Linked DNA regions of Homo sapiens: region 2 is linked to region 1. A link is an interaction called in ENCODE POLR2A ChIA-PET data of the cell type or tissue named here. Cell type or tissue: IMR-90. All regions are shown on one strand. Links, peaks and the distances in the headings refer to the core of each region. The heading gives the core; the rest is flanking DNA.

Region 1 (5,397 bases), core at 277-5,276:
GCTCCTCATTTTTACCTTGACTATATTCTTCTCTCATCTCAGCTCGTTCATGCAGTTTAATACATGCATGCAGCATGTGTTAAACTATGTATAAAACTTAGATGAGTAATTCATGTAAATTAAGAAGTATATTCTGTCATCTTTGGTCATCTAAATAATAGACTATCAGCCAAAATCAACCCCAAGGGATTAGCTTGGAACATTTTCTGTGTAATTGTATAATCTTGACTTTAAGCAGCATATAACTAATCCTTATATCACAATGAAACTAAGAATGTAAGAAGAAATGTGTTATGCCTTATCTTTAATATTCTACTAGCTTTATTACACTAAGTTTTAAGTCATTTTTCTAGCTAATTCTCAATTATTTAATTGGAAAGATTTGTTTGATTTTAACTCAGAATATTCCGTCTTATTACGATACTTCCACAAAAGTTAATGCTGCTTTAAAAAAATACCTCAATCTGGATGATGAATACATACCAATTCTTGGCTGGTAGAGGCAAATGGTAAAATATATATAGGTGAAATAATATGATGTCTGGGATATAGACAGACATATTATTTTATCTATAAATATTATAAAATAATATAATGTATTCTTGAAGAGTGAGAAAGTGGTAAAATAGTTGGATGAAATAAGATTCATAGTAGAATAAATGTTGAAGCTGGATGATGGGCATGTTGAGATTTCTCGTACCATGTAAATTACACTATTTTCTCTGCTTTTGTGTATGTTTCATAAATTCTATAGTAAAGGCAAAATATACACAAAATATGCATATACCTATCTTTTTCCACAAAGCTTATTTTTTTCTTAAGACTAGCAGCAAAGAATTAATATTGTAAAGGAATATACAAAATTTATGATCAAGATAGTGAAAACAATTAATTAATTGGTTAGATTTTGTTGTAATATGTTCTGATTGGGAACTTTAAACAGAGAATAATATGAAACTTACAACAGAGCAAGACATGAATTTTCTCCATGTAAAGTAAAAATGTAAAATGTTTAAATTTTCTTTCTAGTAAAGGTATTTGGGAAAAAAAATCAAATTCAGAGATTTAAAAACAGGCAATCCTTTTGCCAATTGTACAGCTGCTATGGTCTGAATGTTGCATCCCCCCAAAATGCTTATTTTGAAATAGTAACTCCAAAAATGATGATATTGGGTGGTGGGGCCTTTTGGGAATCATTAGATCATAAAGGCAGAACCCTCATATATGGGAATAATATCCTTATAAAATAGGCACAGAACTTGTTTGCCCCTTCCACAGTGTGAGGACACAGCTGGAAGGCTCCATTTGAGACAGGAACCAGGCCCTCAACAGACACTGAATCTGTCAGCACCTTGATCTTGGACTTCCCAGCCTCCAAAACTCTGAGAAATAAATTTCTGTTGTTTATAAGCTACCTAGTCTATGGCATTTTACTATAACAGCCCAATGGGACTAAGGCAACAAAAAATAGAATGGAACTTTAAATAAAATATTTAATAGCTTATTATTGAAATCTCAATAATCATAAATATCTAAAATGTGTAATAACTTGACATGATAACCAAATATTTAAAATGTACCCAATACAGCAATTCTGAAACCCACACAGAATGTTTGCCATTTTCCAGCATACTCCATACACTGACTTTAATAGAATATTTAGGTTTAGTGAAACTGTGAAGCAAACAGTACTTTTTTCTCTGTCAGATTATTTTATTTATTAATTTATCTGGCATAGTTTGCCTGTTGTTTGTATTGCATATTATAGAATGCTTTACATGAGAAAAATTTCACTCTAAATTAATACAATGGAAAAATTTTCAATTCAAAGAAAAAAATAGCACATTGATGGATAGAATTTTTTCTATGTTTTATCTCATGTATTTTCTGAAACATTGGCATGGGCAACATTTGTCTGCAAGTGAGCACTAGAAGATAAAAGAATGAATAAACAAATAGTAAAGGAACAATACAGAAAAACTCAGAAACAGCTGTGAATGTTTAATCTGGTTGCTGTTTTTTTTCCCATGTCCACTTATGTCTGGTTGTGATTTTATATTGCATATATAAAATACAGTCATATGTTCTGCTCATGAAATTGACCCTACTTATTATAAGAAATTAGACATGACAGCTTCTCATGGATGCTTTATACAAAGAGAGTCTGAGAAGTCTGAGGAAGATTCTAATGACATGAGCAAAATGTGTCCAACTCCAGCTCTGATTCCAAATTCTATTTGTTATTGAAATCCTCTGGGATCCAGTAAATTTTATGTTGATGTTCAAAATAAGTCAAACACACTTGAAATGTTTGTCAGTAAAATCTTTTGGTATACAAGTGACCATGTCAGAATGTCTAGCATCCTGTAAGCCAAGTAGTGATCCATAAATATTTGCATAAACCTTGATGGGAATCAGGTTCCAAATAATAGGGTCTTTAAACATCAATCATATGACAATGCGAAGGGATTGTTATTACACCACTGAGTGTGTGGTGAATAAAATCTAGGAGTGAGAAAAGACAGCCATCCCCTATTTAATTTATCATTAAGCAACCTAAAGACTTAAGGAATAGACAATCTGCAACCTCACAGTACTGGAGTATGATTCAGCAAAACTCCTACTTACTAAGAAAGGTCAAACTGTAAACTGTGAGTTTCACCAAAGCTAGGATGGTATAACTCATAAGATATATATACACTTCCAAGGAGTTAGAAAAAAAAAAAAAAACTACCTTGTTTCATGTCTTAACAAAGCCAGAAAGAGGGGAAAATGCAAGAAAACCACATACTAAGGTCAAACTGCTATATCTGACCAGGTTCTAAATAGTTGTGACGATCTTCTTGGAAGTGCAATGAACATGTTAGCAACATTAGTACAAAAGGACACAAATCATCAGTACTAGCATTCTTGACATGGTATACTAAATCCACCCACTAAAGTCAACTTAGGGAGAATATTAAAAAAGGGTCCCAAAGCTGTACTGTTCCCCGCCTTGTAGAATCTGAACTGCCAAAGTCAAGCATAACTGAAATTCATTTTTATCCTCACAAGTTCATCAACTTATGAAATAATATTACATTATCTTCCATTTCTACTTTTTCTATATTCTTTTGGATAACCCTTGCTATCTGCATTCACTCTCAACCTCATTTCTTTTTCTACCAGGATCTACCATGAAGTACAGAAAGTATGTAGGTGGTTCCCTAATCTACACAATAATCTGGGATCATCGATATTAAGAGCAACATAGAAAGCGTATAAATTTACTTCATTTAAAATTCTGGAAAACTCAAAGGAATTTCCATAGTATTATTCAATATGATTCTATATATTGAAATGTACAACATTTCATGAGGAATTGCCTTTGTTAACAGCGTATACAACCTTCTGCTGGTGCATTGACCTTTTTACTAGCCAGTCAATGCCTATAATACCTAAACAATCGTAAAATGTTTCATTTTTTCTTCAGTTTAAGAATTTTTAGTCTGCACAGTGGCTTCCTTTAATCCATAACTTGTTTTCAGATTGTATTTCAAAGGAGGAAAAGCAAAGGAGGATAAACAATTTACAAAAATATAAGGAGAATATAAATATTATGCTTGAAATATACAAAGAAGGAATGGAACCATAATATTCAATGCAAGTTACAAAACAAGCTATGAGAAAGTTGTAGTGTATGAATAAAGAAAAGAAAGTCATTATAAGATTTATTTTTGCTTTATTTTGGAGGAGGATGTCAACATATCCAATATGCCAAAAGATATCTCAAAGCACCTAAGGTTTAATTGCTATCATGCTCTAACCCCATTAAAAAGATATGCTGGTAGACAAATGCCAACCAAATTTCCACTCTTCTAGTAGTCTATCCCTGGAGGAAAACTAATGATCACTAACTGCTAAGATCTACTGAGTGATAGATATTAAAAACTAAAGGAACAGAGCTGTTTCCTGAAAGAAAAATTGAACATCCATTGCAAATTATCCAGAAGCATAATCATATATGGTTTCCAACTCTAATTGAAGGAATTTTTAGTGATCAAAAATTTAATATCTGAGCTCATTTGCAGGTACTGTAGCATGATATCTATTTTAGTCAGTTGGATTCTTCTTTCCCACGACATTTAGTTGCCTAGCCTCTGAAGGAGAATTAACTTGCTTTGAGACATTCAATAAAAATCCGAGAGCCCACCATGTGCAGAACTCTATAGGAAGGATGATGAGGCACCAGGCCTGGATTCTGCCTCCAAAAGGAATAGCATCCAAGGACTAAACTTAAAAAATAGAAGTGTCACAAAGGCTTAAGGTTGGACTATGATAGAAGTTTAAAAGAAAGGAGGTACAATAAACTACAAATGTTAGTATGACATGTCATTAAAGATATTAAAAATGGTGTTTCCAATAAGTAATCATATAGTTTCTTGTCACTTATAAGATGAAATATTATACACTCACAATTATATTGCTAGTTACAATATGTAAAAAATAATTATGGAGAGCAAGAAAATTAAGATTGATTTTTTAAAATGCAATGGCAAAACCACAATGATCTGGTTTTATTATTCCAAAATAGCGTTTCTCAACCTTGACATTATTGATATTTTAGACCGAATAATTCTTTATTGTAGCAAAAATGAGACACTATTTAATGCATTGCAGTATGATTAGCAGCATCCTGGCTTCTACCCACCGAACAGATGCCAGTAGCAACTTGTGCCCTAGTTGTGACCACCATAAATGTTTATAGATGTTGCAGTTGAGAACCAGGGCTCTAAAGCAACTTGTGCCCTAATTGTGACCACTACAAATGTTTATAGATATTGTAGTTGAGAACCAGGGCTCTAAAGCAGTGGTTCAGGTGTTAGCTTCAGTATTAACATAGTGGCCAGTTGAATGTACACCTCTAGGTAGCTCTTTACCATGGGTAATAATTACCTACTTACTTATCTGCACTTTCCTATAAACCATAAGTTTCCTCAGGTCTGGAATTGTATCTTACTTGTTATTGGTTTTCTATACACTAAGCAGTCTATGCATATGCTTTATGCTGAATGAATCAATAAAGGAAGCTAGAAAGAAAGGAAACAAAAGAGGGAGGTAGCTGAACTGACCAATGAAGTGTGGAGGGGCTCTGGCATGCATCATATAGTGTCAGTGGATGCCAATATTAATTTTCCTCTCAGTCAAGAGAACCACAAATGTCTCCAAACATTGCCAAATGTCCTCTATGGTGGGCAAAATGCCTCTAGTTGAGAACCAGTGTTCTAAAAGATTGCACAGATAAGGTTTCAACCTTGTTATAAAAGGAAATATGAATTTTGCAGTACTTTCTTTCTTTGTCCTACTCAATTAAAAAGAAAGAGCTCTAATACATTAATGGTTTTGGAGTTAGACATG
Region 2 (5,397 bases), core at 152-5,151, 280 kb after region 1:
ATATAACAAAAGTTATATTAATATATATATTAATTCTATAGTTATATTAATATATATATTAATTATATAGTTATATTAATATGTATTATATAGTTAATATATATTAAAATTTTTCACATGATTTATAAAATATACATATAATATATATAATCTATAAAAATTTTTCACATGATTTTTTCCATGTCAGGAACAAAAATTCCATTAGGAGTAAAAGACCAGTTTACCACTCAGATGCTAGAACTGTGCTTAAATATGCATTAAGCTTGACTCAATGCATGGCACATCAAAATACTTCATTTTCTTTGAATAGGCAATCATGAAAATCTGTCTAGTTAATATTCTGTAGTACCTTCTGCCCAAAGAAGAGTCAAAGAATAAGACATTTCTCTAAAGCTTATTCAGTTTTCTATATGATATTCTGCGAGTTAACTCCTAATGGATTATTTCTTTTGGTTTCATTATGAGTCTTTTAATAAATGCTTCCTGTGGCTTTTATTGTATATCAATTGGATACACGCTAACTATAGACTCTCCTGTGATTTTTAAATTTTTGATTCTTATCTTAGAGTAACACAATAAATTACTAGAACCTCTCAACCACCTGCCCTTCCAGATTTTAATTACACATGAGCTTTGAAGAATTGTATATACATTTTAAGGTTCATATACTTACAACACTTGTAAATGGGTTATAAAAGTATGGATGCAGTTATGCTCTAAAACCAAAAGGGTTACCTTACAAACCCCCTGCCCCACCCCAACACAAAAAACCAACTGGAGAACATTTAATTGAAGTTCAGGGGCAAAAAATACATGTTATGGAATTAAAAGCCAAAAACATATATTTTCCCGGTATAGTGGCATTAAACACTGAACCTTAATTTACATTTCGGAGTAAAGAAACAATACTGATTTAAATTGCAGAAAATTAATAAAATCATAACTAGGTATGCATTTGATGGAGATACCCCAAATTATATTCTATAGCCAAAAATGAGTGTTTTCACATCTGAACACTCTTTCATGTTTCAAAAATATTTACTCAGTGACTAGTATGTGCAAAACATTATACTTGGAATTAATAATCCAATAGGGAGTTGAAGACTGCCCTCAGCTTTATAGGGCTTTTGGATTAATAGGGAAGGAAGACTAATAAAAATAAACACGTAAACAAATGTGAATTTGAAGGTTTGCCAAGTAAGCAGTGCTCTGAGCACCTTTATGAGAGATCTAACCCAATGGAGGTCAGGGAAGCCTTGCATAGGAAGGAAGACCTGAGCTCTCATTAGAAGGAAAAATAAAAGTTAACTAAGTGAAGAAAAGAGAGAACAATTTTCTAGGCCATGAAAAGACTAGCAACATTAACTACCAATAAATTTACCTGGAGGTTGAGGGAAAAGAGGACATATTCCAAAGTTCTTATTAAATCATCTAACTATTTCATGGAACCGTGGAAAGCAACAGACCAACACTAATTCTGGGATGAAGGGTTGGGTGGGTGGTAGGGATGGTGGAATTGAAAGAAACTGTGTAATACCAATGTCCTTTTTGTCGTTTCATTCCACAAGCTTTAAAATTTCATTTCAGTTTATTCACATTTACAGAAAACATATCTACCACTTCTAACACATAACGAAACAGATAATTGTTCTCACAGACTTTTCATTTCAGTATTTAAAGTCATGCTCACCATTATATATTCTTGTGCTCAATAGAAAATTTTCTAAATTTTAAAATCTAATGTACAATAAGCCAAGAATGTTATAGTACTAGTAAACTATTTAAACGTGCCACGTTGTTTAAATGGAGAGGCACTCTGCAAACAGTTGAAGGAAGTGAACTGCATGGTGCCATTAGCAAGACATAATGATGTTATAATAGACTAAATCAGAGTAAGTGCCACCTAAGTGGGCAAAATGCTAAATAATGCGAATTTCTCTTCTTTCTTTGGTCATAGATAACAATCATTTACTGATAAAAGAAAAAGGAAGGCACCCAACAACTAAGATGCCAGAGACTAAGATCACTTTATTTCATCCTCAAAAAATTCTAGCATTCTACCTGCCTCACTCTGACGTGATCGATAATAGCTCCTTGGTGTTAATCTTGATGAACTGAAATGGCAATAGTGAGTTACATATAAATACAAGCTTTTATTAGGACCTAGGAAACAGGGCATGCGATCCTTGGAAGACATGATGGCTAAAATACTCCCTTACAGTAAAACTCACTGCAACTCTATGTGCCACTCAGTAATGTGTCTGTGCAATACACAAGAACACACACCATCAAATCATTCTCATTTTATGATGAGTATTTACTCCAAAGTTATAACTTAATATTTTCAACAAATACACAAGTCCAACTCAGCTAGACTAGGCTATTAAGCTATTATATTTCCAGATTAGAAGAAAATAATGATAATAGTGATAATATTAAGTAACAGAAGGAGGAGGAAAAGGAGGAAGGGAGAAGTAGGAAGAGAAAACTGTCATTTATCCTCCACTCCAAATTTGCGGGCATTTTTTGGAGAACACTCTGTCTATCACATAGAGGTAGCCTTAACTTTTACAATTAAATATAAACATAAGACTTCAAAGCAACAGGAACAATCACGATTTTTTCAGGCATAATTTACAAAAAGACAGCACAATTCTTAGTAGCATATTGCCTTAATCATCATCAAAATAAACACTAATATGAAGCAAAGGAGATAAAGAGAACCTGGTGGAATACATTCAAAACTAAATCATGTCCTTATGGCAAATAATGAACAAATTAGAGACTGCTTTGTACTTTCAATTTTCATGTCCTTAATGTAAAGGCATTTCTTTCCCCACTCCCAAAACCTTCCTTAACATTAGTCTCCTACCTTTTTTAAAAAGGATTTTTAAAATACTTCCTTCCATATACAAAAGGATTCTAGGCCGGGTGTGGTGGCTCACGCCTGTAATCCCAGCACTTTGGGAGGCCAGTGCGGGCAGATCATGAGGTCAGGAGATCGAGACCATCCTGGCCAACACGGTGAAACCCCGTCTCTGCTAAAAATACAAAAAATTAGCTGGGCGTGGTGGTGCACGTCTGTAGTCCCAGCTACTTGTGAGACTGAGGCAGGAGAATCGCTGGAACCCAGGAGGTGGAGGTTGCAGTGAGGTGAGATTGCGCCACTGCACTCCAGCCTGGCGACACAGCGAGACTCTGTCTCGAAAAAAAAAAAAAAAGGATGCCAGTAGTAAGACTGAAGCATTACTCAATAAACCAATATTTACTAATCACAAAACTCTATACCAAACACTGAGCTCAGTACGAGGGAATACAAGGATAACCAAGACCTTCATCTGTGCTGCCAATCACTCAGAAGGTAGTGAGGAAGGTAGGTAGCCACATAAACAAATATCTGGAATAGGTCCTAATGACTAGATTTATAATAGGGGTAATTACATAGGACCATGGAAACATAAATAAGCAAGAGATTAATTGTGGATAGTTGGGAATCAGAACTACAGAGAGAACACTTATTTGTGTAAAACCTTTAAATGGTAATAAGAGGCTTGCAAGACATAGAAGGTGGAGAAGCTCATTTTAATAAACAGAAAGTAATTAGCAAAGCCATGGAGACTTATTGGGGATCATAATTTGGGGAAAGAACAGGTTTAGAGAGTTTATGGAAAGATCAGTGGGTGGAGGTAAGAATGAGGATGAATTGCATGCTTTCCAAGGAGTTTAGTCCATATATATTATGTAGCCAGTGAGAAGACATGGGATGCACTTAGTAAAAAGAAACAGGAGTCAAACTGCATTGTAGAAAGATAAATTTGGTGGCAATGAAGACATTAGACCTGCAAGGAAAGCCTGAGATTCAGAATGACTTCTTAGGAAAAAAACACCATAATCTCAGTGGTAGATTATGACAGTTTAATCTACAGTCAAGTGTAAAGTTAATAAAGCAAGGATGGAAAGGTGATTCAGGATTGCCACACTTCATAGTCCTATCCAGGTGACCTGGGGAAATTAATGAAATATGACTCCAAAAGTTTCTATAGCACAGGAGAAGAATGAAGTTAAAGAGAGTAATAGCCCAGGCAACCTGATGATAGATTTTTGATGCCTCAACTTAAGACAAGGAAAGATTAGGCCAATAGTATGAAATTGCCAATATTTGAAATGGTTTTTTAGTAAAAAATGACAATTTTACATAATTTAAGCCATAGATAGCTAATATTCTAGAAGAACACCTGTGAGTTTGGATAACTATACCAGTCATGTCAAATTTATACATATGTGTGTGTATGTGTGTGTGTGTGTGTGTATGTGTATATATATACATACATATATACACACATATATATACACACACGTATATATATACATACACACATGTATATATATACATACACACATATATACACACATGTATATACATACATACACACACACACATATATATATATATGCATTTAATGGGATAGTTTTCTTTCAACTGAATCTTACATTGGCTTCCCAGGTTTACATTATTATATTTCACTTTTTGGATGGATAATATATTAACACACTTTTGAAAGTTAATAAATACAAAACGGTATAACGATAAAATCTCCCTTTCTACTATTCCTCAGCCCATCTATCCTTGACACCCAGGAATAGTTTCCTACACAAATTTTTTGGTGTTTACTAAGAGCAATAAAATGTAAAATATAATCTTATTTCCCACCACCGCCTTTTTTCACAAACGAAATATAAAATACAAATGTTCTGCACTATGTCTTTTTTTCACTTCACAAAATATTTTGGAGATACTTACAACTTAATACATAGAGTGTTTCCTGATTCTTTTCTACAGTTACAGAGAGTTCTGTTTTACAGACATGCCATAGTTTATTCAATTTGTCCCCTATTAATGGACATTCAAGTTGTTTCCAATATTCTCTTGTTACAAAGAATGCAGCAATTCATTATTATATGCATGTATTCTTTCATCTGTGTGCAAATACGATAAAGCTCCATTAACTGGGATCTAGTTTTCATAACAGAAATGACATGAAATTAGAAAAAAAAATAACAGTGGGGAAAAGGAAAACAAAGGGAATAATGAGAGTAAAGGAAGAGGAGAGGAAGGAGAGAAGAAAAGGCAGATAGGCAGGCAGGCTGGAAAGAATACTAGGTAAGCAAAGAGAAAGAAGGAAAGAGAAAAAGAAAAAGGAGAGAAGGAAAGAATTAGGAGAGAAAGCTCTTGTCTTCTTTAGGATATTAGGAGGGAAGTGATTAAACTTTAGTGCAGGAGATTGTAAGGGCTTAATGGAAGGGCACAGGGGAAACATCTTGGAGCTCTACAATGCTGGGAGAGCATAACAAGGAAGTGACTCTTCCTGTTCAAACAATCCTACCCACTCCAGCAGG

The links. ChIA-PET counts read pairs that join two places held together with the same protein. Peaks named below come from ENCODE experiments on the same cell type or tissue, not always from the same donor. Only the 100,000 strongest peaks of a DNase experiment are listed, where the experiment ranks them.
Region 2: POLR2A ChIA-PET joins it to region 1 with 6 read pairs; 2 of 35 experiments call an interaction of 5 or more read pairs at or near these places.

Annotation. Positions count from the first base shown.
Region 1 is chr3:29,603,302-29,608,698 of GRCh38, reverse strand. The region is part of intron 4 of RBMS3 (RNA binding motif single stranded interacting protein 3); the gene reads right to left. Among named protein-coding and RNA genes, the nearest start is that of RBMS3-AS2, 37 kb to the left of the region's middle. In IMR-90, for the core only: no CTCF peak of the experiment used is centred there; a DNase peak (open chromatin) is centred at 2,628; H3K27ac peaks cover 1,807 bases.
Region 2 is chr3:29,324,558-29,329,954 of GRCh38, reverse strand. The region is part of intron 1 of RBMS3 (RNA binding motif single stranded interacting protein 3); the gene reads right to left. Among named protein-coding and RNA genes, the nearest start is that of RBMS3, 46 kb to the right of the region's middle. In IMR-90, for the core only: no CTCF peak of the experiment used is centred there; no DNase peak of the experiment used is centred there.